2 separate regions of the Homo sapiens genome follow, and region 1 is linked to region 2. A link is an interaction called in ENCODE POLR2A ChIA-PET data of the cell type or tissue named here. Cell type or tissue: HepG2. All regions are shown on one strand. Each heading gives the region's core, and the rest is flanking DNA. Links, peaks and the distances in the headings are about the cores only. Region 1 holds the start of OR1F1 (olfactory receptor family 1 subfamily F member 1). Region 2 holds the start of ZNF263 (zinc finger protein 263).

Region 1 (14,982 bases), core at 2,992-10,991, 91 kb after region 2:
ATGCAGTGGTATGAACACAGCTCACTGAAGTCTCAACCTTCCAGGCTCAGGTGATTCTCCTGTCTCAGCCTCCTGAGGAGCTGGGACTACAGACACATGCCACTATGTTCAGGTAATTTTTTTTTTTTTTTTTTTTTTTTTTTTTTTTTTTTTTGTAGAGACAGGATCTTGCCTTCTGGCCCAGGCTGGTCTGGAACACCTGAGCTCAAGTGATCCTCCTGCCCTGGCCTCTCAAAGTGCTGGGATTATAGGCGTGAGCCACCATCCTCACCTTCTTTAATGGGTTTTGATTTTGTTTTTGTTTTCGTTTTTTGTGACAAGATCTTGCTCTGTCACCTAAGCTGGAGTGCCGAGGAGTGAACACAGCTCACTGCAGCCTCAAGCTCCTGGGCTCAAGCGATCCTCCCATCACAGCCTCCAAGCCCAGCTAATTTTTGTATTTTTTGTAGAGCCGGGGTTTTGCCATATTGCTCAAGCTGATCTTGAACGCTTGGGCTTAAGTGATCCTCCTGCCTCGCCTCTCAAAATGCTGGGATTCCAGGCGTGAGCCACCGCGTCCACCGCTGTGATTTCTTAAGGGTAAACAAAAAGGGTCAGAAGACCTCATGGTTTCTACCAGGCAGGACCTCGCCACTACCCTTTCACCTGAAGTACAAAGTCTCACTGTTGTTTTGTTTCATCTCCTGCCAGCTGCCACCATCAGGTCCAACATAGACCAGGCCCAGGAGAGCTACCTGTTCCCTGTCCCCGCTTGCATATCTGTACAGAACTGTGTTGATTCCCCTAAAACACCCATGTTCATCAGGCATTTCCCCTGCTTAAGGGGTTAAGCCTGTCCTCTCTCTGCATGTGTCATCCCCACCACCAACAGGGGAAACATGTCAGCCTACTTGCCTCAGCCAGATGGCACACCAGCTATTTTGTGCCTTCAGAATCCCATGAAAACACCCGCTCTTCCTGGGCCTCCTGCCTGCTAGCCTCCGGATTAGAACCACACCATCAGCTCTGCTGGGTCTCCAGTTTGCCAACTCACCCTGCATACTTGGGGACCTGTTAGCCTCCATCTGCGTGAGCCAATTCCTTATAATCTCTCTCTCTGTCTCTCTCTCTCCCTCTCTCTCCCTCTCTCTCCCTCCTTCTCCCTCTCCCTCTCCTTCTCCCTCTCCTTCTCCCTCTCCCTCTCCTTCTCCCTCTCCCTCTCCTTCTCCCTCTCCCTCTCCTTCTCCCTCTCCCTCTCCTTCTCCCTCTCCTTCTCCCTCTCCCTCTCCTTCTCCCTCTCCTTCTCCCTCTCCCTCTCCTTCTCCCTCTCCTTCTCCCTCTCCCTCTCCTTCTCCCTCTCCCTCCTTCTCCCTCTCTTTCTCCTTCTCCCTCTCCCTCTCCTTCTCCCTCTCCCTCTCCTTCTCCCTCTCCCTCTCCTTCTCCCTCTCCTTCTCCCTCTCCCTCTCCTTCTCCCTCTCCTTCTCCCTCTCCCTCTCCTTCTCCCTCTCCCTCCTTCTCCCTCTCTTTCTCCTTCTCCCTCTCCCTCTCCTTCTCCCTCTCCCTCTCCTTCTCCCTCTCCCTCTCCTTCTCCCTCTCCCTCTCCCTCTCCCTCTCTCCCCAGCCCATTTAAGCTTGTAGTCAGATGTAGGACTGCGCTGTCTGAGGAACTGGCCCCCAGCAGCAGGTGGCTCTGGAGCCCTTGACATGTGGCCACATTTAAGCTTGTAGTCAGATGTAGGACTGCGCTGTCTGAGGAACTGGCCCCCAGCAGCAGGTGGCTCTGGAGCCCTTGACATGTGGCCTGTGCAAGTTGAGATGTGCCTTAGAGGAAAGCATGCCAGAGTTTGAAGGTTTAGAATGAGAGAAAAAAAAACCAACAACGACATAACCTATCTCATTGATAATGTATATATTGATTACTTGTGACATAAAACATTTGTTCAAATAAAATGTATTATTAAGATTAGTTTTGGGCTGGGCACAGTGGCTCACACCTGTAATCCCAGCACTTTGGGAGGCCGAGGCAGGTGGACCACCTGAGGTCAAGAGTTTCAGACCAGCCTGGCCAACATGGTGAAACCCCGTCTCTACTAAAAATACAAAAAAAAAAAAAAATGCCAGGTGTGATGGCTCATGCCTGTAATCTCAGCACTGTGGGAGGCTGAGGAGAGCGGATCACCTGAGGTCAGGAGTTCGAGACTAGCCTGGCCAACATGGTGAAACTCTGTCTCTACTGAAAAAAATACAAAAATTAGGTGCAGTGGCGCACTCCTGTAATCCCAGCTACTTGGGGGACTGAGGCAGGAGAATCACTTGAAGCCGGCAGGCGGAGGTTGCAGGAAGCTGAGATTGCACCACTGCACTCCAGCCTGGTCAACAGAGTGAGACTCTGTCTCAAAGAAACAAAACAAAACAACAACAACAACAAAATAGCTGGGCATGGTGGTGGCGCCAGTAATCCCAGCTACTTGGGAGGCTGAGGTGAGGCTGGAGACTTGCTTGAACCCAGGATGCGGAGGTTGCAGGACGCCATTGCACTCCAGCCTGGGCAACAACAGCGAAACTCCATTTCAAAAAAAAAAAAAAAAAAAGATTAATTTCACCGCCAGTCGTGGTGGCTTACATCTGTAATCCCAGCACTTTGGGAGGCCAACGCAGGGGGATCTCTTGAGCCCAGGAGTTCAAGACCAGCCTGGGCAACAATAGTGAGATCCCATCTCTACAAAAATAATTTTAAAAATTAGCTGGGTGTCGTAGTGCGTGCCTGTGGTGCCAGCTACTTAGGAGGCTGAGGTGGGAAGATATCCTCAGCCTGGGAGGTCAAGGATGCAGTGAGCTGTAATCGTACCACTGCCCTCCAGCCTGGGCAACAGAGGGAGACCCCATCTCAAAATAATAATAATAATATTTTTACTTTAAAACTTTAATGGCCCCGATTAGCATCTCCTAAGTCTTGCTAAACGTTACTAACCTTCATCCAAAAACTTTCACTGGGCAAAGACCTGAGAGTACTCCATGTCTCAACCTTCTCTGCAGCCTAGGGCTGCAAAGGAAAAGGAAACATGTGCTCAACACAGGGCTCAAACCCACGACCCTGAGATTAAGAGTCTTGTGCTCTACCGGCTGAGCTAGCTGGGCATAACTGCAAGGTTTTCTGATAATGGAGTGTGTGCTCACCACTTGACATGAACGTGAGGATGAATCAGGCAGTGCCACCAACTGCTCGCTGGGTCCTGCCCTTCCCAGGAGAAGAGAAAGTCCACCAGGAGAGACGTGACCCACGCGTCCTGCTGGCGGGTGGCACAGAGACTCTGGGGTCCTGGAAGCCCCAGGCAGGGGCTCAGTGACCAAACCCACCTGGTGGGGCTGCGCACCCAGGTGGGAGGGTACATCCCACCCTATGTTCTCAGTCCCAAGGTGTGCCCAGATGTACTGGGGGCCACATTGCCCAATAAAGTAATTCATGCTCTCAAATATGTATTGAGCACCTCTGTGTGCCAGGCACTGGGGATATAGCAGTTAACAAAATGGACTTTCAAAACAGAAAAAGAAAGAGGGTGGATTCTGTATCAGAGGTAGTTGCTGGTCTTCACTTCTTTTTTTTTTTTTTTTTTGAGTTCCACTCTGTCCCCCGGGCTTGTAATACAATGGTGTGATCTCTGCTCACTGCAACCTCCAACTCCCGGGCTCCAGCGATTCTCTTGCCTCAGCCTCCCGAGTAGCTGGGATTACAGGCCACCCCCACCACGCCCGGTTAATATTTTTGTATTTTTAGTAGAGACAGGGTTTCACCATGTTAGCCAGGCTGGTCTCGAACTCCTGACCTCAGGTAATCTCCCGGCCTTGCCTCTCTGAGCCACCGCGCCGGGCCCTGTTTCCTTTCTCACTGGGATGGACGCCCGCATTTGAAGCTAGTGCGTCGTTTAACCCGCACACAAGTCGCGGTAGCTGTTTTGGTTTGTTTGTTGTTTTGTTTTTTGCCTTTTTTTCTGTTTTCTTTTCTTTTCTTTTTTTAATAGTAAACGCAATTAGCACAATGAGTTACCTGTCTTTTTAGGGAGGATTCTCTCCTGTTTCCGTAGCGGCAGGAAGAGAAGGAACGGTTGGGGGGAGAGCGCCGGAGGCGCAGGGTCTGAGATTGGGTCCAGGACCCGGGCTCTGAGCAAGAAGCACCCTCCTGGGCCGGGATGCGCTTCCCGGAGCACGGCTGGCATTGTGCTCCGGGGGACACGGGGCCTTCCGCCACCAGAGTGCTCACTGAGTGACACGCCAATCTGGACAGCACTTGCTGGACCCCAAATCCTGGACCGATGCCAAGACTCCACCCTCGAGGTCTTTCATGCCCAGGAGTCACTATCAGAAGTCACAGAAGAAGGGCGGTGGCTCACGCCTGTAATCCCAGCATTTTGGGAGGCCGAGGCAGGAAGATAACTTGAGCACAGGAGTTCCAGACCAGCCTGAACAACATAGCGAGACCTAAATCACTCACGATCATAAACCACATTAAGTCCACATGATCATCTGCCCACCTCACTTCCAATTCCGCAAGTGCCCCCCTTAAATTCCAAAAGAGACCTCTGTTTTCTCCTGTTCCTGTTTACTTTTGATCTGCATATTTTTCCATTTTACTAGAATCTTTTTTCTCCCCTCCTCTCCTCTGGCCCGAGTGCCAAGAGCCTTTGGCACTGATCATACACAAACATCTGGGGCCTCAGAGTCGCTGCTTGTTTTGTAAAGTGTCATACATCTCTCCCGTGGGGGATATCCAAGTCAACCAGGATAGATTGAACGTTCTTTTCTGAGGTTGAGCAACATTAATGAAACAAACTGTATTCAATTCATCCCCTATTCATGGTCATCTCCCTTCCCGTTTTTGAACAAAATTACTGCAATAAAACATCCTTGTACATACATGGTACTCTTATTTCTATGAAATGGAACGTGTGGGCCAAAGAGGTGTGTATACAAGGGGTGCTTTCTAAAACAGAAAGACAAACCAAACCAAACAAACAAACCAAAACAGAAAACCAGCCTCCAACATTTTCCCACTTTGATATATACAAAAGCTGTACATTGCTTTTTCTTGTCCCTTTGATGTGGAGAGAGGTAAGTAAAATCTTCACTCTTCTCATCCTAGAGAGAGAGGAGATTGTGTGTCTTGTTTAATGCCCTGTTTTTCTTCCAAATTCATGCCGTTTCTTCTTATTCTTGCAAAGTTTTTCTACTTATGTGTCTCCATGCTTTGTCCTTTTTAAAAGGCGTGATACCTTACCCCAAGTCACCTACGGTCGGTGTTGTCTTACCCCAGGTGGAACTCGAACCCACAATCCCTGGCTTAGGAGGCCAGTACCTTATCCATCAGGCCACTGGGGCAGTTACCACGTGCCCTACTGAGAATATTAAAAGACAGAATAACTTATCGCGGGTGGCTAGAAAATGACCCTAGAATTGGTTTGGGCATTTATTCAAGGAAGTATGCCAGCTTGAGCAACATAGCGAGACCCCGTCTCTACAAAAATTTTAAAATTAGCCGGTTGTGGTTGCGCTCGCCTGTAGTCCCATCTACTTGGGAGGCTGAGGCTGGAGGATCGCTTGAGCCTAGGAAGTGGAGGCTGCAGGGAGCCGAGATGGCGCCACTGCACTCCAGCCTGGGCGACGGGAGTGAGATCCTGTCTCAAAAAAAATAGTCTTAGCCCAGTTCTTGCAACGCAGCAGCCTCCATTCGGGTCGCCGGGGACGCCATAGTGAACGAGAGAAAACTCCCATTCCCCGTAGAGCTCTGCAGTCTGCGTCCTCGCGCCACCGGCGCTATCCTCTCCCGCGTGGTTTCCGATCCTCCAGCCCGCATGGGCTTCGCGGAGCCCGACTCGTCTGATCCTCCAGAAAGGAGTCCCAGGCGCCCGAAGGAACTAGATTTTCCTTCGGAGTCAGAGAGCAACGGAGGGTCTCGGGCTGGGTGCGTCGGTGAAGCGCTGAGCCTTGACGCGAGGCCCTTGACAGCCCCACTGTGTTTAATAAAGGTCAGGTCCTCCTGGGGTCCAGGGCATGACAAAAGATCCTGCAGGGGCCGGGCGTGGAGGCTCGCGCCAGTAATCTCAGCACTTTGGGAGGCCAAGGCGGTGGATCACTTGAGGTCAGGAGTTCGAGGCCAGCCTGGCCAACATGGCGAAACCCCGTCTCTACTAAAAATACAAAAATTAGCCGGGTGTGGTGGCTCCTCCAACTACTCGGAAGGCTGAGACAGGAAAATCGCTTGAACCTGGGAGGCGGAGGCTGCAGTGAGCCGAGATCGCTCCACTGCATTCCAGCCTGGGCGACAGAGGAAGACGCCATTTCAAAAAAGATAAAAAATTTTTAAAAACTCTTTTTTTTTAATCCCGCGGGGCACAGTACCCGGGAGGAAGATTGCAGACGGCGCGAGTCAGACACCCCACCGGACCGCCAAAAGCTCAACTGCAAGCCCAAGTCAGCGCCCTCTTAGCAGCCTCCCGGGCCGCACCCCAGGGCCGAGCGCCGCGACTCAGAGCTGGGCCAACGTCCGGGACACGGAGGCGGCCCGGGAGATTCTACCCTGCACCTCGCTTTTCCAGGCTCGGCGCGAGAGGAAGCAAGGAGCCAGACAAAACCCTCCCCTTGAGGCTGCTCAAAGCCGACGCCCCCCGGGATCGTGGACACAACCCCTGGAATCCGCTGTGACTGTCATTTACCTAGTGGTAAAAATTCAGCAGTGTTGGAGCTGCTCAAGATACTCATCCCACCAATGAGGCTTCCGGGACCTCAGACACTCATGCGACAAGGCGATCTAATATACAATCCATATTCTAAATTCCCCCAGTAACTTTATATTTTATAAATTGAAGCAGAGAAATCCAGGACCGAGGGGTTGAGTCTCACTGGAGTAAACCCTGGACTTGAGCCCTTGAAAGTGCATGGCTGTTGGCCGGGCGCAGTGGCTCACGCCTGTCATCCCCGCACTTTGGGAGGCCGAGGCGGGCGGATCACGAGGTCAGATCAAGACCATCCTGGCTAACACGGTGAAACCCCATCTCTACTAAAAATACAAAAAATTAATCGGGCGTGGTGGCGGGCACCTGTAGTCCCAGCTACTCAGGAGGCTGAGGCAGGAGAATGGCGTGAACCCAGGAGAAGGAGCTTCAACCGAGTTGAGATAGCGCCACTGCACTCCAGCCTGGGCGACCGAGCGAGACTCTGTCTCAAAAATAAGAAGAGGGGCTCGTCCGGGATTTGAACCCGGGACCTCTCGCATCCTAAGCGAGAATCATACCCCTAGACCAACGAGCCACAGCAGCAGGCCCTTTACTTTTCTTTGTGGCAGCCGTGGAGTACTTGGAGCGATAAAGCTCAAGCCTGCGAAAGCAAAGTGACAGGAGACTGGGATTGCAGACTCAGTGGGTGGGCCAGCGCCCCGGCCCCTCTCCGCACCGCACAAAGTGGGGAGAGGCCCCTGCACCCCTCACACCCATCCTGTGGCCCCTCAGTTCTCACCCGCCCCCGCCCCTCTGCCCCTGGCTGGCAACCAGCCCGTCCCGGTGCTGCCTTTGGTCATTTCACTGACAATCCTTGCTGCTGGGAGCGCGCGGAGACCAAAATTCAATCATTGAGGGGATACCATCACAGAGCGCGATGTGGCACCTGGTAGTGTTCATTAAATGCTGGCTGTTTCCAGAACTCCAAGGTAGCAAGGAAGAAAACAAGTCGCCCAACGTGGGGCTCGAACCCACGACCCTGAGATTAAGAGTCCCATGCTCTACCGACTGAGCTAGCCGGGCTTCCCTGGGAACGTTTTATGTCTAGTAATTGGCGGGGTGGCATGAGAATAGTAGAAACTAAGTGACGTAATGAATCAGCCCCAGAAACCAGGGCACACTGGGGGTCCCCTACAACAGGTTCAGTTCCACCCCGACATCCCCGCTGGTGCAAGACTTTGCTCACCGCTCTGCGATCTCCCATAAATGGAGATGACCCGCCAGAGGCTCCTTCCGCAGGGCGCTGGCATAAATCTGTATTCTCTGCCGTCCGCTGAAATGTCCTCCTTTCAGAAAGAGAAAAAACATACCCACACTGCACGCACCTAAAAGAGTCAACGACAACCTCTTTTTGGAGGCCACTCGAATTACAGGAACAGGAGAGTTCTGCTGTGTATCGGGCAAATTAACCCATCTTTGGAGCTGCAGACAGAATGTCTGAAGCTCACTGGGAGCTCACAGAAGTCCTCGCAGGTGTCGCTCCGCACTGTAACCTACTGTGACGTGCATGTAGCTGTTCCGTTTCCATTACTGTGTGCTTTTATATCTAGAACTATTTGGTTGTTTTTTCAATCTAGAAGGTTCAAAGGAGAGCATTTTACATAGGTCCCGTTGTCAAAGATATTTTCTTTATTGCCTTTCCTAAGGATAATTGTATTACAGACTTCCCAATAGTCTGCATCCAAAATGTTTGCAATTTTGTTTCTGTTGCCTACTGTTGATGACTTGTTGTTCATGATACCTTGTTTTGCGGTCTTTTTTTTTTTTTTTTTTTAGATAGAGTCTTACCTTGTCACCCAGGCTGGAGTGCACTGGCGCCATTTCAGCTCACTGCAACCCCCATCTCCGGGGTTCAAGCGATTCTCCTGCCTCATCCTTCCTAGTACCTGGGATTACAGGCGCCCGCCACCATGACCGACTAATTTTTGTATTTTCAGTAGAGACAGGGTTTTACCATGTTGGCCAGGATGGTCTCAATCTCCTGACATCAGGTGATTAACCTGCCTCAGCCTCCCAAAGTGCTGGGATTGCAGGCGTGAGCCCTGCCTCCCTGCCTCCTTGTGCTGGGTCCATTTTCCTTGTAAATTTCTTTGATTCTTGATTCATAGCACGTTCTCAAACCCAGCGTCCCAAACAAAAATGAAGTCCCTGCCAATAGAATCTGTCCTCAGAGTAGACCAGAGGAGGCCCCAGTCCTGGTGGGCGCTGGGACTCAGGACGGGGTACCCGGGTTCCAGGGTTCAGTCCGTACTCCTTCCAAAACCAGGACAGGGGAGCAGAGGAGCCCCAAGAGGCTACACGCAGGTGAGGAGTGACGGGATGTGGGGAGGGAGAGGTCTCTGGACCCCAGACGCAAACACCCATAGCCTATCTCCACTGCTCGAGTGCCTGGCTCACTCTCTCATTAAGACTGCGACTGCTAGAACCGGGGATAGTGGGTGGGAGTCCCAGGCTGGACCTTTTAAGGCGTCTGACTGTGAAGATTCGGCTCTTATTGTATATAGGGACTTGTCTCTTCTTCGGTGCCTCGAGTTTGCACTGCCAGAAGTAACAAAAAACAAAACAAAACAAAACAAAAACCACCAAAAACCAAACAAACGACAAAAAAAATAGCTTGTCAAAAGGGCTCTGGCAACACTGGTGACAGGACTCTAGATGAATTTTAAGAAGAGGTAGTGGGATAGTAGGCGGCGTCAACATAGCTTGAGACCTTTGTACAAATTACCTTTGCAGGGCGTCCACGTCCTGCGCTGAGGTCTGTAAGTCGAGCCGAATCTAAAAAAGAGCAGGAAACGACTTTTACCCTGCACCAAAAGCCGGGCTCGTCCGGGATTTGAACCCGGGACCTCTCGCACCCTAAGCGAGAATCATACCCCTAGACCAACGAGCCACACGATTTACGCATTAAGGTTATCTTTGTGGGCGTCCTAGCATCCTGGGGGCGGCTGGGGCGGACCCAGCAGGACCCAGTGAGTAGAATCTTATTTCAGACCCGCCTGGAAGGGGCAATTTCAAGTGAGGATGGGTGTGGCGGAAGCCCAGAGCCCCGGCCCCTCCTCCGCGACGCACAAAATGGGGAGCAGCCCTGGCGCTACCACAATCCAGAAGGGCCCTGGGTCCTCGCCCGCCACCGCCACTCGGCCTTGAGTTGGGGATTCGGCGTCTCCGAGGCGCGCAGTGAGGAGCTCCAGCTTCCGCAGGACATGGGAACCTCCCAATAGCAGGCAGCGGCTGCGCTGAGGGTCTGCGAGCCTCGATCACTGCAAGCTCGCCTTGGAAACGCTGCAGTCCCTCAGCGTGGCACCAATGGGTGTTCAATAAAGGCCTGACGGAGTGCACGAGACACCAGCTACCAGGCACCCTACCTCGCCGCACCTCACGCTTCTCCGGCTCCGGTCCTCCCTTCTCCCCAGGGAAGCCAAAACCCAGAAAGCGAGTTTCCCACGTGGGCCTCGAACCCTAAAGGCTGACGCTGAGAGTCTCTTTTCTCCATCGACTGAACCAGCCCCGCAGCGCCTGCCTGGCCTCAAGTGCCCAGGATGGCTGAGCTCTCGGAGAAGACGGCTTAGGCCACCAACTACGCTGCGCACCAGGGGCGATTCTGCGATGCGCCCCCTTGCCCTTCACTGGGGGGAGCTGGCGGGACCTCCAGTCCCCAGGACGTGAGGAGGAGCAAGAATGAAGGCCGTGGGGCAGCAGGCGTCGGGCATCGGTTCCGGGGCACCCTTTACTGTCACTCTGCCCTTCCCTGTATCCAGATTTCACCTGACTCCCGAGAATCCAGCAGATCTGGGCTAAAAGGGGCTCCCTGTCCCCTCCAGATCAAAGCCGCGAATTCCCTCGCTCTCAGTGGGAAGGCCCCGGGGTCTGGGGGTGGGGACAAGGGCCGAGACCCCCACCCCGCCAGGGCCGACTGAAGTGCTGCCCGCGGATGCCCGGTCTTCCCCGCCTCCCTCCTCTCACTCACTCCCCTCCCTTCTCCCCCGCTTCCGGTATTCTCCCCTTCTCCGAATAAACTGGAATTTTAAGCGGAGGAGGGCTCACCTGGGACTGGAGCAGCCATACTCTGGAATCCTAGAAAAAATTTATGCCCCTGTAGCGACCAATGAGCCCGGCGCATTCTTCCTTATTCTAAATAACCTCCTCCTGCTGCACGGGGTCGTCTCCTTTAACCGCAGTTGCCGCAGTTGGCAGCGCTGGATCCCATTTCACCAAGGCGAGCGATTCAGGCCCGTCCGTCTGCGTCCCGGGACCCCGGGAGGTCTCCACTGAGGCCCTGCCAATAGCAGCCTCCCTCCGCCTTCCTAGTCTCCTGTCCTTGCTGAAAATGCGAAATGGGAAAAAAGAGAAGGAAAAGGGGGCTCGTCCGGGATTTGAACCCGGGACCTCTCGCACCCAAAGCGAGAATCATACCCCTAGACCAACGAGCCGCCGCTTCCTTTTTTCTTTTTTCTTTTTTTTTTTTTTTTTTTCCTTTTTCTGGTGGGGGACACGTCCTTCCGTCCCTGACGCAGAGCGAGACTCTCTCCATCGCCCCAATAGCTCAGTCCTTAGCGCGCGCACCTGCGAATCTTGACTTGTGGGTTCGCGGCCACCCTCAGATTTCCGAGGCAGGCTTTACTCCTGCTGGGTAAACCAACAAGGTTACCCGCTGAGGTTATGAGCTGGTGGTTTCAATGTCGTGCTGGTATGATATATAGGTGCATTTGCCTATTACTAAGGTAAAAGGATTTCCAGGCAGGATAGAGATGTCAGAAATCATAAAGGAAATACACAGATTTTATCCAAGGTTTTAAAACGGCAAATGATAATCCAAAGAAAATACAATCGAAGTTACAAACTAAGGGCTTATTACTGGGCTACATAGATTTCGAATCCTTTAAAAAATTACATAGGCATATTTTTAAAAGACATTTAAGAAAAGAAATGAAGATCTATGACAAAAAAGGCTTCGTCTTCCTCACCTGGGACTATGGAGCATAAACGCTGCTTGCCGCAGCCTCTCTGGCTGGCAAGTGTAGCCTCGGGCTGGCCCTAAGGGCCATAGGTGGAAAACAACTGAGCCTTGAAGTGGAGACTGGAGAAAAAGAGATTGTCCTAGAGCTTGCATGGGAAGAGTTTCGGGACCCAGAAACTGGAAACATTGGATTTCCGTGACAAAGTTTGCCAAGTAGCAGTACATGGTGCAATGGGTGTGTCTGGAGGCTGGCGTGAGGCGTAAAAGGCAGCTGGGCCCGCTGCTTCAGTGACTTCCTTGAGACTCAAAGGAAGCCAAGGAGAACCCTGTCTACTCACCTGCAGGCATCTCTCCCGGTGTCTTATGTATTGTCTGCTCTGGAAGTCACAGAAAAGTGAAGGAGGCTGGGCGCGGTACCTCCCGCCGGTATTCCCAGCACTTTGGGAGGCCAAGGCGGGTGATCACTTGAAGCCAGGAATGCGAAACCAGCCTGGCCAACATGCCAGACCGCTGTCTCTACTAAAAATACAAAAATCAGCCTGGTATGGTGGCGCGTGCCTGTAGTCCCAGCTACTCAGGAAGCTGAGGCACGAGAATCGCTTGAACCCGGGAGATGGAGTTTAGAGTGAGCCCAGACTGCGCCACTGCCCTTCAGCCTGACAGGGTGAGACCCTGTCTAAAAAAAAAGAAAGAAAGAAAAAAAAAAAGGAAACAGAATAGAGTCCAACTGCTCATTCTCGTCAGTTACTGAATAGGGACTAGACTCTGCTGGTTTCCATGAACTAACTCATGCTGTTTTCTTTCTTTCTTTTTTTGAGACGGAGTTTTGCTCTTTTTCCCCGGGCTGGAGTGCAATGGGGTGATCTTGGCTCACCGCAACCTCTGCCTCCTGGGTTCAAGAGATTCTCCTGCCTCAGCCTCCCAAGTAGTTGGGATTACAGGCGTGTGCCACCATGCCAGGCTAATTGTTGTATTTTTAGTAGAGACGGGGTTTCTCTGTTTTGGTCAGGCTGGTGTCAAACTCCTGACCTCAGGTGATCCGCCTGCCTCAGCCTCCCAAAGTGCTGGGATTACAGGCGTGAGCCATTGCACCCAGCCTCATGTTGTTTTCAGCAGATGCACGAGGAGTACACCATTATCTTCATGTCTACAGATGACACAACTGGAGCCCTGGAAAGGTTAAGGAATTAGTTCAAGTTCACACAGCCAGGAAGTGCCCTGGAAAGTCTGGCTAGAGAACCACGTAAACAGCTGTCTTTGCACACCAACAGGTAATTCACAGAAAAAGGAAAGCAAACACACACACACATACACACACACACACAGATGGCCAATAAACATGAAAAACCACTCACCTCACTAGCAAAGTTTCTTTCCCCACTTTCTGAACTGCCCGCTGCATCAATTCCATTCTAGGCCTAGTTTATCTCATAGCCTTACCACAGAAGCCAGTGGGGAATAGCTATATGTCTGAATTCTCCAATTTTGGCATATGCTTTGACTCAGTATATTGATAATTGAGATATACTACACATACCATAAAATTCACTAAAGTGTGTAATTGAGTGGTTTTTATATATTCATGTGATTGTGCAACAGTCACTACTATCTAGTTCTAGAATGTTTTCATCAGCCCAAAACAGATGCAGTACCCATTAGCAGTCCTCCCTGTTCCTCCCTCCTCCAATCTTCTGGCAACCACTAGTATGCTTTCTGTCTCCACGCATTTGCCTGTTCTCTACATTTGATATAAATGGAATTATACAATAGCAGTCTTTCATGTCTGGCTTCTCTCACTTAACATAATGTATTCAAGGTTCATCCTTGTTGCATATGTCAATAATTCATTCCTAATTATGACAGAATAATATTTAGTATTATTGAATAATACTGTATTAGTTTGCTAGGGTCGCCATAACAGTACCATAGGCTGAGTGGATGAAATAACAGAAATTTATTTTCTCACTATTCTGGAGGCTGGAGTCTGAGACTAAGTATGGGCAGGGTTGGTTGGTGCTGAGACCTCCTTCCTTGGCTTGGGGACAGCCATCTTCTCCCTGGGCCTTCATACCATCTTCCCTTTGTGTATGCCTCTATCCAAGATCCAAATTATTATTATTATTATAATTTTGAGACAGGGTTTGTTACCCAGGCTGGAGGACAGTGGCATGAACATGGCTCACTGCAAGCCTCCACCTCCAGGGCTCAAGAGATCCTCCTACTTCAGCCTCCTGAGTAGCTGGGACTATGGGTGATTGCCACCACACTCAACTAACTTTTTTTTTTTTTTTTTTTTTTTGAGACGGAGTTTTGCTCTGTCGCCTAGGCTGGAATGCAGTGGCATGATCTTGGCTCACTGCAACCTCCGCCTCTCAGGTTCAAGCAATTCTCCTGCCTCAGTCTCCTGAGTAGCTGGGATTACAGCTGTTTGCCACCAGGTCTGGCTGATTTTCATATTTTTGTAGAGATGGGGTTTCACCATATTGGCCAGGCTGCTCTGGAACTCCTGACCTCAGGTTATCTGCCCACCTCGGCCTCCCAAAGTGCTGGGATTACAGTAGTGAGCCGCCATGTCTTGTCGACTAATTTTTTTATTTTTATTTTTTTGTACGAACGAGGTCTCACTATGTTGCCCAGGCTGGTCTCAAACTCACACCTGTAATCCCAGCACTTTGGGAGGCCGAGGTGGGTAGATCACTTGAGGTCAGGAGTTCAAAACCAGCCTGGCCAACATGGTGAGACCCCCGTCTCTACTAAAAATACAAAAATCAGCTGGGCGTGGTGACTCAAGCCTGTAGTTCCAGCTACTCGGGAGGCTGAGGCAGGAGAATTGCTTGAACCCAGGAGGCGGAGGTTGCAGTGAGCCGAGATTGTGCCACTGCACTCCAGCCTGGGCAACAAGAGCGAAACTGTGTCTCAAAACAAAACAAAACAAAACAAAACTATGAAGCCCGGTAATAAGCCCTTGATTTGTCATTCAGATTGTATTTTCTTTGGATTGTCATTTGCCGTTTTAAAAACTTGGGTAAAATCTGTACATTTCCTTTGTGATTTCTGACATCACTATCCTGCCTGGAAATCCTTTTACCTTAGTGATAGGCAAATGCACTTATATTTCATATCAGGACGACATTGAAACCACCAGCTCATAACCTCAACGGATAACCTGGTTGGTTTATCCAGCAGCAGTAAAGCCTGCCTCGCAAATCTGAGGGTGGCCGCGAACCCAAAAGCCCAGATTCGCAGGTGCGCGCGCTAAGGACTGAGCTATTGGGGCGA
Region 2 (14,982 bases), core at 2,499-10,498:
GAGGTCTTCCCAGCTCAGGACTCCAGGGCACCTCCCCTCGGGCCTGGTCAGGAAGCAGCACCTGAGGGTGGATGTTCTCAGAGCATACAGACGGAACACCTTCCAGGTTCTCAAATTTCTCTTCTCCTGGTAGAGAGAGAGAAACCAAACCCGTACATTATTTCTATGCTGGAGAAAAGAAAATCCCACCTGTCTGCCGCTGCCTGTTAGGTCAGCAGCCCAGAAGGGCTGCTTCTACCTCAGAATCCCATCCTCTCCTAAAGGTAAAGCACTCTGGAGAAGCATCAGGATAAAGGGTCGGGCCACTGGTCAAGGAATCAGAGCCGAGACCAGTCTTAGAATTTTCCTTTCCACCTGAGCCTCTCGATTCTGCCCTTCAGGAATGGGTGGGATGGAGCAGGGCTGAGAGTAGGGTGGGACAAGTAAGCTCAAGAATAAGGGCCTCCTTGAACTCTGCACCCTGGGTTCCTCACTTGCCTCACTGGGATGGAGAATGGCAGGGTCAAAGGACGTAATGTACCTCTCTAGCAGCTGTGCTGGGCCGGCCCTGCACCCAAATCCTCAAATGCCTTACTCTGCTGGGGGCGGTGGCTCACACTTGTAAATCCCAGCACTTTGGGAGGCCGAGGTGGGTGGATCACCTGAGGTCAGGGAGACCAGCCTGACCAATATGGAGAAACCCCGACTCTACTAAAAATACAAAAAATTAGCTGGGCGTGGTGGCGCATGCCTGTAATCCCAGCTACTCGGGAGGCTGAGGCAGGAGAACCGCTTGAACCTGGGAGGCGGAGCTTGCAGTGAGCCGAGATCGCACTGTTGCACTCCAGCCTGGGCAACAAGAGTGCCACTCCATCTCAAAACAAAACAAAACAAAACCAAAAAATGCCTCACTCTTAACTGCAAGAGCCTTGCTGCTTGCTGCGCAGGCCACTTGTCTTCATTCCTTACCTGGAGCTGGGCCTCTGGGGCTCAGGCCCTCCTTGCAGCTCTGGACACTGGGATCCCATAGCTTTCCTCCTTGTCCCACCTGGGTGCCTGGGACCTCCTGACTGGGAATGTGAGACTCTGTTCACAATGAAAGAAACAGATTTCTGTACTGCCACTTTCCTCTACCAGGGTAGGGAAACAGTCTTGTTCCCTGCCCTCAGTGGATAAATACAGAATGCTCCATAAATCTGACAGCAGTTACTTGGAATATACACAAACTGTTCCCAGTGGATACCTCTAGAGAAAGAAATTAGGGGAGGGAGACTTTTTTTTTTTTTTTGAGACAGAGTCTCACTCTGTCGCCCAGGCTGGAGTGCAGTGGCACGATCTCCGCTCACTGCAACCTCTGCCTCCTAGGTTCAAGCGATTCTCCTGCCTCAGCCTCCCAAGTAGCTGGGATTACAGGCGTGCACCACCACACCCGGCTAATTTTTGTATTTTTAGTAGAGATGGAGTTTCACCATGTTGGCCAGGCTGGTCTCGAACTCCTGACTTCAAGTGATCTGCCTGCCTCGGCCTCCCAAAGTGCTGGGATTACAGGTGTGAGCCACTGCGCCCGGCCAATTTTTTTTTTTTTTAAATATTCATGGTACTTGGAATGTTTTTTTTTGCAATGAGAATGTACACTACTGTAATTGAAATAACTATAAAATGAACATGGTCAGTTCCTTGAATAATCCATTTAATATCATAAAAGGGCCTTGTCTCTACATATAAATACAAAATAGAACTAAATTTGACCGGACAACTCCAGGGAAAGAAAATATAACATAATAGACAATCAGAAAAGGACCCAGGGCTCTAAGAGGACCATGAGATTAAAACCCACAAGTGCCATTTCTATGCTGTGCCAAAAAGAAAAACAAAAACCTCCACCTCCAGCAAACATGGACTCCAACAGAAGTTTAATTCCAACAAGCTGTAATCTGATCTTTTCCTATTTAGCATCTCTCACTAAAAGGGCCATGTTCAACTTTGGACATCACAGCAGTGAAAAGTAATATGGAAACTGGTACAGTGGCACACTTCCTGACTAAGGCAGGAAGACTGCTTGAGCCCAGAAGTTCCAGAGCAGCCTGGGCAACAGAGTGAGACTCACTTCAAAAAAAAAAAAAAAAAAAAAAAAGGCCGGGTGTGGTGGCTCACACCTGTAATTCCAGCACTTTGGGAGGCGGGTGGATCACCTGAGGTCGGGAATTCAAGATGAGCCTGACCTACATGGAGAAATCCTGTCTCTACTAAAAATACAAAAAATTAGCCGGGTGTGGTGGCGCATGCCTGTAATCCCAGCTACTCTGGAGGCTGAGGCAGGAGAATCACTTGAACCCGGGAGGCAGAGGTTGCAGTGAGCAAGATTGCGTTTGCAGAATTAGTGTCAACAAATGTACAGTTGTGATACTTTTTAGGCAAACCTGATATATGGAAACAATGTGCGGTGTGTCTTGTTTGTTTTGAAACAGAGTCTCACTCTGTCACCTGGTTGAGGTGCAGTGGCATCATCATAGCTCACTGCAGCCTTGACCTACTGGGCTCAGGTGATTCTCCCCTCAGCCTCCTGAGTAACTGGGACTACCACCACCACACCAGTGAGTCTTTCTACTGGTGTGTTTCAACATAGGTATAATCATAATGTACACACAGTCTTGTTTTATGTTAAGACTTCCCCAACTTTTTATTAAAAGAATTCTCATACATACAGAAAAGTTGAGGGAATTGTACAATAAATACAAGCATATCCTCCACCTAAATCCAACTATATGTCAGTCTGTCATATTCCGTAGGCATAATTTTAAAACTCTGAGTACAGTACAAGACATAGGTAAATCTTAATTTATGATATGGCCTACTTTGGAGCTATACATTGTTTCCAAATTTCCACAAGACCCTCCCCACTTTCTGAATTTTTATGGGCTGTGAGAGATGATAGGCTGGAATGTTGATCCTACTACCCCTGAAATTTTTGTCTTTGGGGACGAGCCTAGAAACACTAACGGAACACAGGAAACACTGGCGAGCTCATAAGAATAAGCATCTGAAAATTGCAAGGAATCAACCATTTAGAGCCCCCCAGCATCCTGGAATACTGCATGTGTGTGATGCTGGCAGGTTGTCACCGCATTGGGTTTGCTCTGCCCTAGGAAGTGCACATGGCTCAGACTCGCCTTAGGCTCTGGCAGCTGGGACTCCAGTCCCGGGCTGCCTGTGCCAACTGTACCACTTGGCAGATACATGACTCTCGTACAGGGGACTTTAGACAAAGGGAAGTCTCCTGTGGAGGCTTCTTGGCAAAACTCAGAGTCTGTGTCCAGGAGGTGAATGAATAACGGGCAGGACCCTGGTCAGAAATGGCGCAGTCATCATCCCTGGAAAAGAAGTCCTTACCCAGTGAGTCCACATTCTCATAACTCTCCTGCACCGTGTCCCTGGAGAGGGCCCTCTTACTAGGATCCTGATGCCCCCACTCCTCCTGGGAGATGTACATTGCCACGTCCTCTAAGCTCTCAGGCAACTGAAACAGCACAAGATCTCCTTTAGCCCCTGATGCACCAAGAACAATTCAAGCAGAGTCATGGGTTAAAGGGGCAAAATCCAGGGATGCCAAGCACATGTCAGGGGGGAAGAAGGGTATCAGGCCTCCAAGTGAGGTGTGAAATAGACAAAGCAGTGGGGGAGACGCTGTGGTAAGGGACAAAGGACCTTCCACATGGAGAACCCCCACCCCCAACACTCAGGGGAGGAAGGGTGCTGGGGGGAGACAATGGAAACTTCCACATCACCTGGGGCCCAGTCATCTCCTTGTCTTCCATGTTCCCTTCAGGAGGAAAAAGAGAAAGCCAGGGAGCAGATAATGCTGAAGGTGACAGAAATTATAATGAGAATGGCATTCCTAACTCTTGGCAACCCAAGGATTATTAAAACACAGTATCCATTCCCCAACACCCAGCCTCTGCTTTTGGGAATGACGCTAAACTGCACAGAGGCCTAATCAGCTGATATCCAAAATGACAGGGTGAGAGGGAAGGAGTACCAAGAGTAGCACTCCAAACCCTGCGTCATTCAAGTGGTTCTAAATCGCCTCTGTTCTGCATAAAAAAGGGCTCTACTGAGACTCCCTTCCCTTCCCCCAGCCCCAGGAGAACCCACACCACCAACTGCAGGTCTTTCATTCCACAGGTGAGAACCTGATCTTCAGAAATTCCTTCTCCTTCGCATCATTGCTACATCCAGCTAGTGTCGGGGGCAACCCCCAAGCCCCTCCTCCCTCCCACCTGCCCAGATAACTGTGCCTCACCCCTCTCCTTTACAGCCTGGGGGTCCCTTTGGGGGCTGGGGCCTAGCAGCTCCTGCAGCCTGGGGCCAGGGCTTCGCTCAGTCTCCATTGGCTCCAGCTTGAAGCTCGGTGACTCTCGTGCTGTTTCCAGAGGCAAAGGCTCCTCCAAAAGCACTTCTGTTCCCCGCCCATGGTTTGTGACCTGGGAACCAACCCACATCACTCATCATCACAACAGGGCCCAAGAGGAAGGGAAATTAGTATAGGATACTGAGAGCAAACCTTCAACAGAGAACCTCAGGCGATCCCTTTGGGCCCAGGTAACAGAAAAATGGTTTACACTAAAGGCTTTTTTGATCCCATGTGCAGGGGGAGGGGTTAGGGAAAGGGCCCACTCCCAGAGCACACCTTCCCCACACAGCTCTTAAGATACACCTCACTCCCTTTTGCTCTCCCCACCTTTTCTAGGTGCTTCTATTCCTCACTATAGGATAGGCTAAATTGGGGTAGCCCTGGGGACCAATGACCTCAGGGCCTCGGTGCCAAATTATCTTTCAAAGTTCACAATTAACGGAGGCCCAGCTTTGCAGAGAAGACCAGACCGTGGACCCTAACATAACAACAGGTAACAAGTACTAAGCACTCATAAGCTAGTAGTGTTCACAACTTTACATGCTGCTCTCCCTCTAAGCCCTAGAAAGTATGTTAATATCCTCATTTTACGAATAGGAAAACAGGCCGAAAGAGATCAAGTAACTTGCCAAAGTAACAAAGCTAGTACTAGCAGATTGAGGATTTGAACGCTGGCGATCTAACTCCATGGCTAACACTAACTGTTGCAGGGACACCGCCTCCGCGTGGAAACAGGGCACTCTTCACTGCTTTCGTTCATTTGGGGGAAAATCTGGAGGATGAGTGTTCCAGGTTAAATCACAAGTCCTCTTCCCCACGTAAGGTCTACTCAGGGCAATTTACTTGAATTCGACCGGGGGCGCAATGTCCCAGTGCTCAGGGCTAAACAAACCACAGATAAAACAGCTCTCTCTCTCTCTCACCTGTTGTCTCAGTCTCCCAAGCTCTCTCTGCATATCCTCCACAAGGGTCACCGCTTCTTCGCCGCTCTCCGGATGCAGCTCCTGCACCCTGCTCTGGATCTCCTGGGGCAGGATGGTCAGGAACTGCTCTAACACCAGCAGCTCCAAGATCTGCTCCTTCGTGCGCATCTCAGGCCGAAGCCACCCATGGCAAAGCTCTTGGAGCCGGCTGAGGGCTTCCCGGGGACCAGCTGCCTCTTGGAAGCGGAACCGTCTGAAGCGCAAGTGGGAGGCCTCGGGGCTCGGTCCTGGGTCAGGTGGGGGCAGCTCCTGGCTCCAGGCGCAGTCCTCCTCCAGCTTCACTATCAGGAGCCCTTCCCGTTCCTGGGAGCCCGGGCCCGACGCCATCGTCAGGTCTCCAGAGCGCCTTAGCCCGAAACCAGCCGTGCCCGCCTACGAAGGCGCCCTGAACCCATGTAAGGTTGGACGGCGCCAGCAGGAGCCCGGGGCCGGGGGCTCCCAGTCCAGGCCGAGGAGCCCCGCTCCAGCCCAGGCGCGGCCGGCTCCGGCGCCTAGGCCTCAGTCGGTCCCAGGCGCCGCCACGCCGGCCCCGTGGCCCATCTGCGCCAGGACTTCCCCGAGGCAGGAACCGAGCGCCACGCTTCTCACCCTATATAGAGGACCCACGCAAGACTCAGACCTCTGCTCCCACGCCGGAAATCTCAGCGCGCAAGTTAGGCGTCCACAAGCCCACGGCGCCTGCTCGTGACCAATTTCCGGGTCACGTTTTGCGAACTCCAGCGCCCATTAGGTCAGGTTTCTCCACACACTCACCGCCTACCAATGAGAAGGGAAGATTGGCCTACGGGGACTGGATGAGCGAGGGACCAATTGGAGACGAGAGGCGGGGCCACGGGGCGCGCCCTGAAATTCTGGGAGTGACTGGGGGCAGGGCAGCTGGATCCAAGCGAAGAAAACAAGCCTGAGGTCGTTGTGACTGGCGGGCAACCTGGGTTAGAATTACTCCGGAGCGCTTGGGAAAACGCAGATCCCAGGGCCACGCGCTCTCCAGTGCGTCAGTGTCGGGGTGAGACCCGGAAATCTGAATTGTTAATCAGCTTCCCCGGATGAATCCTTTCCCAAGCCAGGCCCCACCCGCTTCGGCTACTCTGGGCTGGCTGAAGATGGTCCCATTGGCCCCTGCGGCCTCGTCGGCTCCGGAAGCCAGGGGCTCCTCGGCATGTCGGGGAGGCCAGGGAGCTAGCCGCCCGCCCAGTCAGTGGCGCCGCGTGGCCTGCTGCGCGGGGCCTGCTGGGAGATGCAGTCCGCGGCGCGGCCTCGCGACTGCGCGTGCGCCCTGGGCGAGCGCCCAAGAGCCCGGCGGTTCTGAAACCCCGAGTCCCGCGGAGAACCCTGCTGGGCTTTGGGCTCGCTTCTGCGGCTGGACGTCCCAGAGGAGCGCTCGGGTCTGGGTTCGCGGCACCTGCTTCCGATTTTAGACCGAATTTTAAATCTGCCCGAGATGTGCAGCGCCTGCAGTTCATTCTCCAAGTTTCAGTCTCTTACCCAGCCCTGCAAGGGCGGGATCTGCCTCCAGCTCCGCCGTGGACTGTGATAGTTGGGGGCGAGTGGCAGGAGGGCCGCAGGGCCGATTCCCTATTGGGCGCGGTTGTGGGCTTTGTGTCGGTGAGCGGGGCTGCCCAGTTGTGAGGCGGCCCAGGTCCTCCGGGCCATGAGATCCGCAAATGGAAGCGTCCTGGGATAGAATGTGACAATCAGTTACCGTGTATTGAGCGTTTATATGCAGATCGATCCTGAAAACACGTTAGTATGAAGCAGATGCTATTAGCAGCCCCTTCCTACAGGTGGTGGCACTGAAGTCATTTACTTGGGTCACACAGCTAGTCTGTCGTCAAAGGTGAGGCTACCATGATAGTAGAGGGTAATATGGGATTAAAGGGGTTTGTGATGACTAAGTGAAAAGAGTACTGATATTTTAGTTTTTTTCTTTTTTTTTTTTTTCCGAGACGGAGTTTCGCTCTTGTTGCCCAGGCTGGAGTGCAATGGCGCAGTCTCGGCTCACTGAAACCTCCCCCTCCCGGGTTCAAGCGATTCTCCTGCCTCAGCCTCCTGAGTAGCCGGGATTACAAGCGCCCACCACCACGCCCGGCTAATTTTTGTATTTTTAGTAGAGACGGGGTTTCACCATGTTGGCCAGGCTGGTCTCAAATTCCTCACCTCGAGTGATCTGCCCGCCTTAGCCTCCCACTGTGCTGGGATTACAGGCGTGAGCCACCACGCCTGGCCTTTTTTAAAAATTTTATTCCAGGGAAGATGACAGATCCACAGGCTGTCGTGGCAGATGCAGAGCCAGCGACCCCATAGCACTCAAGGTCCAGTTTGGAAAGCCTTGTTTGCTCCCTAGGACCATTCTGGTGGTTTTAGGCATTCCTGTTCTTTTGTTTTTGAGATAGGGTCTTGCTCTGTCGCCCAGGCTGAAGTGCAATGGCACGATCATTGGACATTCCTATTTCAAGAGACATAGATTCTAGACTCATAACCAATTGCAGAAGACTCTAGCCTCAAAACCACTTTTCTCTGACATTTACTATGTAATCTCAGGCAACTTATGTAATCTCACTAAACCCCAAACTTCAGTTTCCTCATTTGTTTTGAGGGACTACTATACGCACCTCACCTCATATCACTGGGTTAGGATGAAATGAGCGGAGCTACACAGGATGCTTAGAACAGTACCTGGCACATAGTATGAATCCGATAAATAGTAGCTGTTACGCATGCACAGCAAGTTCCTGAATGTGTGCCTTATCTCAAAAAAGAAAAGCCACTCAGATTATTATTGCAGAATCTGTGGCATGGGAATGTTTGCAGAACTACACATACCTTGAGATAGGGAGAATGAGGGATTAATCATTTTCTATCTAAGGTCCTTTTGATTTTATGCTATTTATAGGTACTTAAAAGTAGATGAATTTAGGCTAGGTGCGCTGGCTCACGCCTGTAATCCCAGCACTTTGGGAAGCCAAGATAGGCGGATCACGAGGTCAGGAGATCGAGATCATCTCCTGGTTAACACGGTGAAACCTCGTCTCTACTAAAAATACAAAAAAATTAGCCGGGCATGGTGGCGCACGCCCGTATTTCCAGCTACTGGGGAGGCTAAGGCAGGAGAATCACTTGAACCTGGGAGGCAGAGGTTGCAGTGAACTGAGATTGTGCCACTGCACTCCAGCCTGGGCGACAGCAAGACTGCATCTCAAAAAATAGCAATAATAATTTAATTTTTTAAAAAAAGATGAACTTTCAGGGTTATTCAAAATCAGTGGTGGTAGTAGTCCTCCTCCAATTCTTTGTGATCTGCCAGTATGTGGAAAACAGACTAGCTGGTATTAGACTAGGAGTGGTGTTAACAGGCCAGCAGATTTGTAGGGGTTTTTTGTTGTTTTTTCGAGATGGAGTCTCGCTCTATCGCCCCGGCTGGAGTGCAGTGGTGGGATCTCAGCTCACTGCAACCTCCGCCTCCCAGGTTCAAGCGATTCTCATGCCTCAGCCTCCCGAGTAGCTGGGATTATAGGCACCACGCACCACACCCGGCTAATTTTTGTATTTTTAGTAGAGACAGAGTTTTGCCATGTTGGCCAGGCTGCTCTTGAACTCCTGACCTCAGGTGATCCGCCCACCTTGGCCTCCCAAAGTGCTGGGATTACAGGCGTGAGCCACTGCACCCGGCCAGGGCCAGGGTTCTTAAGCTGCCTCCATGTCTGGAGCAGTGCTATCCAATAGAACTTTCTGTGATGGTAGCCAATGGGCACTTAAAATGGAGTTAGTCTTGCCAAGTATTACCATACTGGCCAATGCAGTTCCAGAGGATCCATGGATGGGTTTGGAGATTTTTGTAAACCTTTTGATACTGTATGCAAAATTGGATGTGTGTGTGTGTGTGTGTGTGTGTGTGTGTGTGTGTGTGTGTGTGTATCTGTATGTTCTAGTAAGTGGGTTCATAGCTTTCATCAAGTTCTAAAAACCGCCAAAAAGACTAAGAACTGCTACTTTAGGGCTTTGGTGAAAAGTAAGTAGTGAAGAGAAGTAAGCGCCTTTGAAACCAGTACAGATTCTACTTTCTTAACACTGTAAGTCCTCAATGTCCTAGATAGGTTGGAAACTGTTATCTTAAGTGAAAGCACATTTTGTTATAAGGTTGATGACAAAAATAAATTAGTTTCATTATATGTCTTTTCCCTTTAAGTCCCAGTTTCCAAGACCCTATCAATGATGTTAAGTGAGGACTTACCGTATTAGTGATGTTAAGTGAGGACTTAACTGTGTTTTCTCATCCTCAGCTGCAGGTGACTTCGTGACTGTTGCAGAGAAAAATAAATTTGAATCTTCGACAAAGAACCCTTACCACTCCTGGTTTTAGGTCTCATGGGTACTAGACTCTGTCTCTGGGACTTCTTTCATTCCCTAACTAGCTCTTACAGATTCCTTTGTACTCAAGGGGCCAGTTATCTGTGCCTGGTTTTCAAAGTGACATTTGGTGAAATCTACAGTGTTAAGACTTTCAAGACTAGGCCACGTACTGTGGCTCACGCCTGTAATCCCAGCACTTTGGGAGGCTGAGGTGGAAGAATCACTTGAGGCCAGGATTTTGAGACCAGCCTGGGCAACATGGCAAGACCTCGTCTCTACAGAAAAAAAATTTTAAAAATTAACTGGTTGTGGTGACATGCAACTGTAGCCCCACCTATTAGGGATGCTGAGGCAGGAGGATTGCTTCAGCCCAGGAGTTTTGAGACCAGCCTGGGCAACATAGCCGTCATTTTAAATCGATGCTTTTCCTGTCTTTCATCTTAGGGTACATTCAGCCTCCGGGAGCTTCTGCCACTCTAAGCCTTTGCTACTTGCCACTCCCCCCAGCTTTGGTCTCTCCCCTCGTTTACTTGACTACAGCATTCCTTTGATCTATGACTTAGGGTTTTCTTTTTTTCTGAGACAGAGCCTTGCTCTGTCGCCCAGGCTGGAGTACAGTGGCGCAGTCAAGGCTCACTGCAGCCTCTGCCCAAGTTCCAGCGATTCTCCTGCCTCAGCCTCCCGGGTAGCTGGGATTACAGGCACACGCCACCATGCCTGGCTAATTTTTGTATTTTTAGTAGAGATGGAGTTTTGCCATGTCGGCCAGGCTGGTCTTGAACTCCTGACCTCAGGTGATCCACCCGCCTCGGCCTCCCAAAGCGCTGGATTTAGGGTTTTCTTTTACCTGTACCACATGCTCTTTGATCCTACTCCTAGCTTTGAAATCCAATCATAAACAAAATAGCAAATTTAAATGGCATTTCATTTGAAATGCATTTTATTTTTATTAATATGGAATATATTACCTTTCCTCATGAAAAGATAAAATGAGACATTTTACGCCACTTATATTTTGATTAAATGTTCTGGAGTTTAAATTTTCCTTTGGACTAACATTAACCAAACTGTCTTACTAATATTGTTTGATAATGTTAATATTTAGACATATTCCTCTATTTGCATATTAGATCACTATTTACCAACCTATTTTTTTTTTCAGACCAGTAAACTGTCAAGATGAGGAGGGAGAGGAAAGAACTTGGAAAGAGGGTGCAACCCAAACTTTTGTCAGTGAGGGGAGGCATGGCAGGACACAGGGGAGACCACACTGGAGACCATTTTACTAATTGTCTGGATTGATGGAAACACTCTTAGATATTTGTTTTGGTTAATATCAAGACAATCTACTTCTAGGCTTCAGCTAAAACAAACATGTAAAGATTGTTTTTGCTGGTTGCCAACCAAACCAGTTCAGATACTAATTCTTATTTGAAAGTCTCTTAACTGAAATTAATCCAGGACATAGTTTAACTACCACATTTACCTCTCTCTTCTCTTGGATTCAATAAGAGAATAGTTCTCAGTTTTAATATAGTCAGAATTTTAGGAAGATTAACTTGATATTTTGGTTCTTAGATAATTTTATTATCAAAATATTCAAAAAATGAGGTAAAACTAAATCAGTGCATTGACTAGCAGAATTAATTCACTCCTCTTCCCAGAGATTGGAGGAGAATAGCTTTGAATTGAGCACAAAAGGATCTTCCCCCTATTTTGTTTTTGTTCTAATGTTTGTTTATTATTTTTCCAGTATGCCTTTCGTACTCCTAGATTTTGTTCTAATGTTGAAAAACTGCCTGTTATGCTGGGCACAGTGGCTCACACCTGTAATCCTAGCACTTTGGGAGGCCGAGGCAAGAGGATTGCTTGAGCCAGGAGTTCAAGACCAGCCTGGGCAACAGAGAGAGCCCTTCTCTCTACAGAGTTTTTTTTTTTAATTATCAGGGCATGGTAGCACATGCCTGTGGTCCCAGCTACTCCAGAGGCTAAGGTGGGAGGATCCCTTGAGCCTGGGAGGTCAAGACTGCAGTGAGTTGAGATTGTGCCACTGCAGTCCAGCCTGGGAGACACTGCAAGACCCTGTCTCAAAAAAAGCCAGCTGCCTGTTAGAGGCTCCAGGTGAAATAATCCTAATTGAGAAGGAAATAAATATGGAGAGGCCATCTGTCCTGGAAATCGGCTTGAACTCAGGAAAAATCAGTGTGACCCAGACTATCATGTTCCCTGTATTTCTTATGACCAGTATATCTAGTCCCAAACCCTGACCTGTACTTCCCACTGGAGCCTAGAGAAGAGCCATGGGTGCAGGAATAGCAGGATTCCAAAGGAAAGAAACAATGACTTGACTCCAGGAGAGGTGAGTGTTCACTGGAAAGAAACGGGAAGAAAGAAAAGAAAAATTCAGCCTTACTTGGAATAAAAGGCTTTGGGATTCTATTTAGCAGTTTCTGTTTTCTCTCTACTACTTTAATACAACTCTTATTTTCCCCCCTCTTTCTCCTTGGACAGGGTGATATCTGCAATTTCTTTTTCTTACAGGTTTTGAGATCAGGAGAGAAAATGCAGATTCTTCAAAGCTGAAGAAATGTCAGACTCTGCATCTATTGTTACTTCAGAGGAGAATAAAATTGAATCATCAATTTTACAAAAAAGACTACAAACATTTAGGAAATCAGTAGAGAAACACCCCAGATTTAGCAAAGCTTGTAGATGATCAGAACCTCTCTATAAGGAGAGAAACCTGAGAACAGAATGGGAAGGCGAACTCAGCTCTTAGCTTTTTCTTAGTGTTTATAAGCAATCAGCTCCCAAATCAGGGTGTTTTAACAACTGGGAAGCCATCCCATATTTTCCAGTTTGGGAGGCTTTTCCTAGCACTTCGGGAGGCATAGGCAGAAGGATCACTTGAGCCCAAGAGCACGGGACCAGCCTGGACAACATAGTGAGATCCCATTTCTACAAAAAAAACAAAAATTAGCCAGGCGTGGTGGCAAGTGCCTGTGGTCCTAGCTGCTTGGGAGGCTGAGGTGGGAGGACTGCATGAGTCCAGGAGATTGAGGCTACAGTGAGCCATAATCGCACCAGTGCATTCCAGCCTGATACCCTAGAAGCTAATACTATGACACTGTGGTTCTGAAAAAAGAAAAGCTTTGTATTGCAAGTCGACTCACAAGGAGACAGGAATATCAAGCTCAAGGCTGTCTCCCCGTGTTGGCTTTAAGGCAGTTATTTTTATTAGAAAAGGTTCAGGCGGTGGATTCTGAGATTAGTAGGTGATTATTAGTGGAAGGAAAGGGGAGATGTGGAAAGTCCTTGGGCTTTCGCAGTTACCTCTTCAAGCTACTTAATGGGTCTCATGCAAATTCAGGGACAGCATGAAACCTGTGTTGAAAATTCAGGCTGTGATGTCAGCAAGCTCATTCTGTGCAGACTCCAGTCAGCGTTATTGGTTCCAACAGATTTCTGCTTGTTCTTCTTTTATCTTATAGGGAGGGAGTTTCAGCATTTCTTCAGCATTTCAGCAAGTTGTTTTTTTTTTTTTTTTTTTTTTTTTTTTTTGAGTAGGAGTTTCGCTGCAACGCCCAGGCTGGAGTGCAATAGCCTGATCTCGGCTCACTGCAACTTCCGATTCCCGGGTTCAAGTGATTTTCCTGCCTCAGCCTCCCAAGCAGCTGGGACTACAGGTGCCCACCAACCTGCCAGGCCTCGAACTCCTGACCTCATGTAATCCACCCACTTCAGTGGGTCAATCCCTCAAAGTGCTGGGATTACAGGTGTGAGCCACTGCACCTGGCCAGCGAGTTGTTTCTTATCTGCCATCCTGCAGACTCAAGAATTTCTGTTAGTTACTGATTTCTTTAACTCTTTGGGGCACAGTTTCAGTAGCCACACATTTTTTAAGGCTCCTAGAAAATTAAAATAGCACAAAAATTGTAGTATATTTTAAATATCTGCATTTAAATAACATTTTCACTCAACACAAGACCACAACTGGATATTTTATTGGTGATAACTTCAAAAATCTAAAACTTAAGACTTTTAATAAAGATGAAACCATACTAAATGGCCCTACTTTGTACTCTTTTCCTTTTTTGTAGAGACAGAGCCTTGCTATGTTGCCCAGGTTTGTCTTGAACTCCTGGGCTCATGCGATCCTCCCACCTTGTCCTCCCAAACTGCTGGGATTAAAGACGTGAGCCACCGCACCTCGCTCCTACTTGGTATTTTATGGTAACTCTTCAGCCATCGCTCCCCAACTAGGACCTCTTTTTAAGAGGAAGGGAGGCTGAAGGTCAGCAGCAAAGGACTAGAGTCCCCTCACCTTGGTCAGTGAATGGGAGGGACACACTTCCACTACCTTGTCTCCTGGGTTTTATTTTTGTTTTAATAATTCTTAACTTTTAAAAACTTCACAAATCTCTAACAGCCAAATCTTCTGGGTTTTAAACATGGTCACAGATTTTTTTTTGCCACTCATCCCATCAAGAAGTGGGGCATCTGTCCCTCTGCCTTGTATCTGGGCAGCTTGTGACTGCTACCAATGAAATACAATGAAATACAGATGTGGTGTGACCTCCAGGGTGAGGTCATAAAAGGCCTTGCAACCTCTATCTTGTTTGCTAGGAGAACTTGCACTTGGAGCTAGTGTAAGAAGTCTGGTTACCCTGAGAGCACCATGCTGGAGTGGCTGCACATAGCTCTCTAGTGGAGAGTCCAGAGGTGCTTTTGCTTCTTGTAAAATAGAAACAAAGTCAAACTAATAGACACTGCCATTGATTAGTTGTGGAAGGTGGTCATATAGGTATTTGTTAGGTTTTGTGTATTTGAACTGAGGCAGAATAGGGTCTGGAGGCAGGGAACTGAAGGCCAGTTCACCTTGACTTCCTAGAACTAAATCGAAAGAAAAACCCCAACTTTCCACGCATAAGTAACAAAAGGACCAGAGGCTACTCCCTTTGCCAATGCCCACCTTTTCTGAGGGGCAGATGGGAAATTGAAGGTACCTCTGACTGGCTGCTTTTTGCAATCAGACGTTTGCACAGGAGTGTAACTTTGTAACTTCACTTCAGCCTCTGATTGGTTGCAACCAATCAGACTGACTGAGGTTGGTTCATTTACATGGGGTGAACACCAAGTGGCCAATGGGAAACCTCTAGGGGGTGTTTAAGCTGCTGCTTGGCCGGCTCCCACACTGTGGCATGTACTTTCAATAAATCTCTGCTTTTGCTGCTTCATTCTTACCTTGCTTTGCTGTGC

Evidence for each region. Peaks named below come from ENCODE experiments on the same cell type or tissue, not always from the same donor. Only the 100,000 strongest peaks of a DNase experiment are listed, where the experiment ranks them.
Region 1: POLR2A ChIA-PET joins it to region 2 with 10 read pairs; 16 of 35 experiments call an interaction of 5 or more read pairs at or near these places.

Annotation. Positions count from the first base shown.
Region 1 is chr16:3,184,288-3,199,269 of GRCh38, reverse strand. OR1F1 (olfactory receptor family 1 subfamily F member 1) reads right to left here and starts at 11,066. Exons shown (of 4, transcript NM_001370640.6): 1 at 10,791-11,066; 2 at 9,472-9,521; 3 at 7,933-8,032. TRP-AGG2-8 (tRNA-Pro (anticodon AGG) 2-8) reads right to left here and starts at 9,636; the gene lies at 9,565-9,636. It overlaps TRK-CTT4-1 (tRNA-Lys (anticodon CTT) 4-1), which reads right to left and starts at 7,769; the gene lies at 7,697-7,769. TRP-AGG1-1 (tRNA-Pro (anticodon AGG) 1-1) reads right to left here and starts at 7,281; the gene lies at 7,210-7,281. It also overlaps TRP-TGG3-5 and the pseudogene TRK-CTT14-1. RefSeq lists silencers at 7,118-7,487, 9,508-9,667, 14,815-14,874. In HepG2, for the core only: no CTCF peak of the experiment used is centred there; DNase peaks (open chromatin) are centred at 5,289, 7,299, 7,759, 9,609 and 3 weaker places; H3K4me3 peaks cover 3,693 bases.
Region 2 is chr16:3,274,537-3,289,518 of GRCh38, reverse strand. ZNF263 (zinc finger protein 263) reads right to left here and starts at 6,028. Exons shown (of 6, transcript NM_005741.5): 1 at 5,314-6,028; 2 at 4,280-4,460; 3 at 3,765-3,838; 4 at 3,370-3,496; 5 at 949-1,065; 6 at 1-126. The coding sequence starts at 5,700. RefSeq lists enhancers at 5,036-5,539, 6,250-6,439, 6,550-7,055 and a silencer at 5,720-5,879. In HepG2, for the core only: no CTCF peak of the experiment used is centred there; DNase peaks (open chromatin) are centred at 6,148, 6,528 and 6,918; H3K4me3 peaks cover 3,796 bases.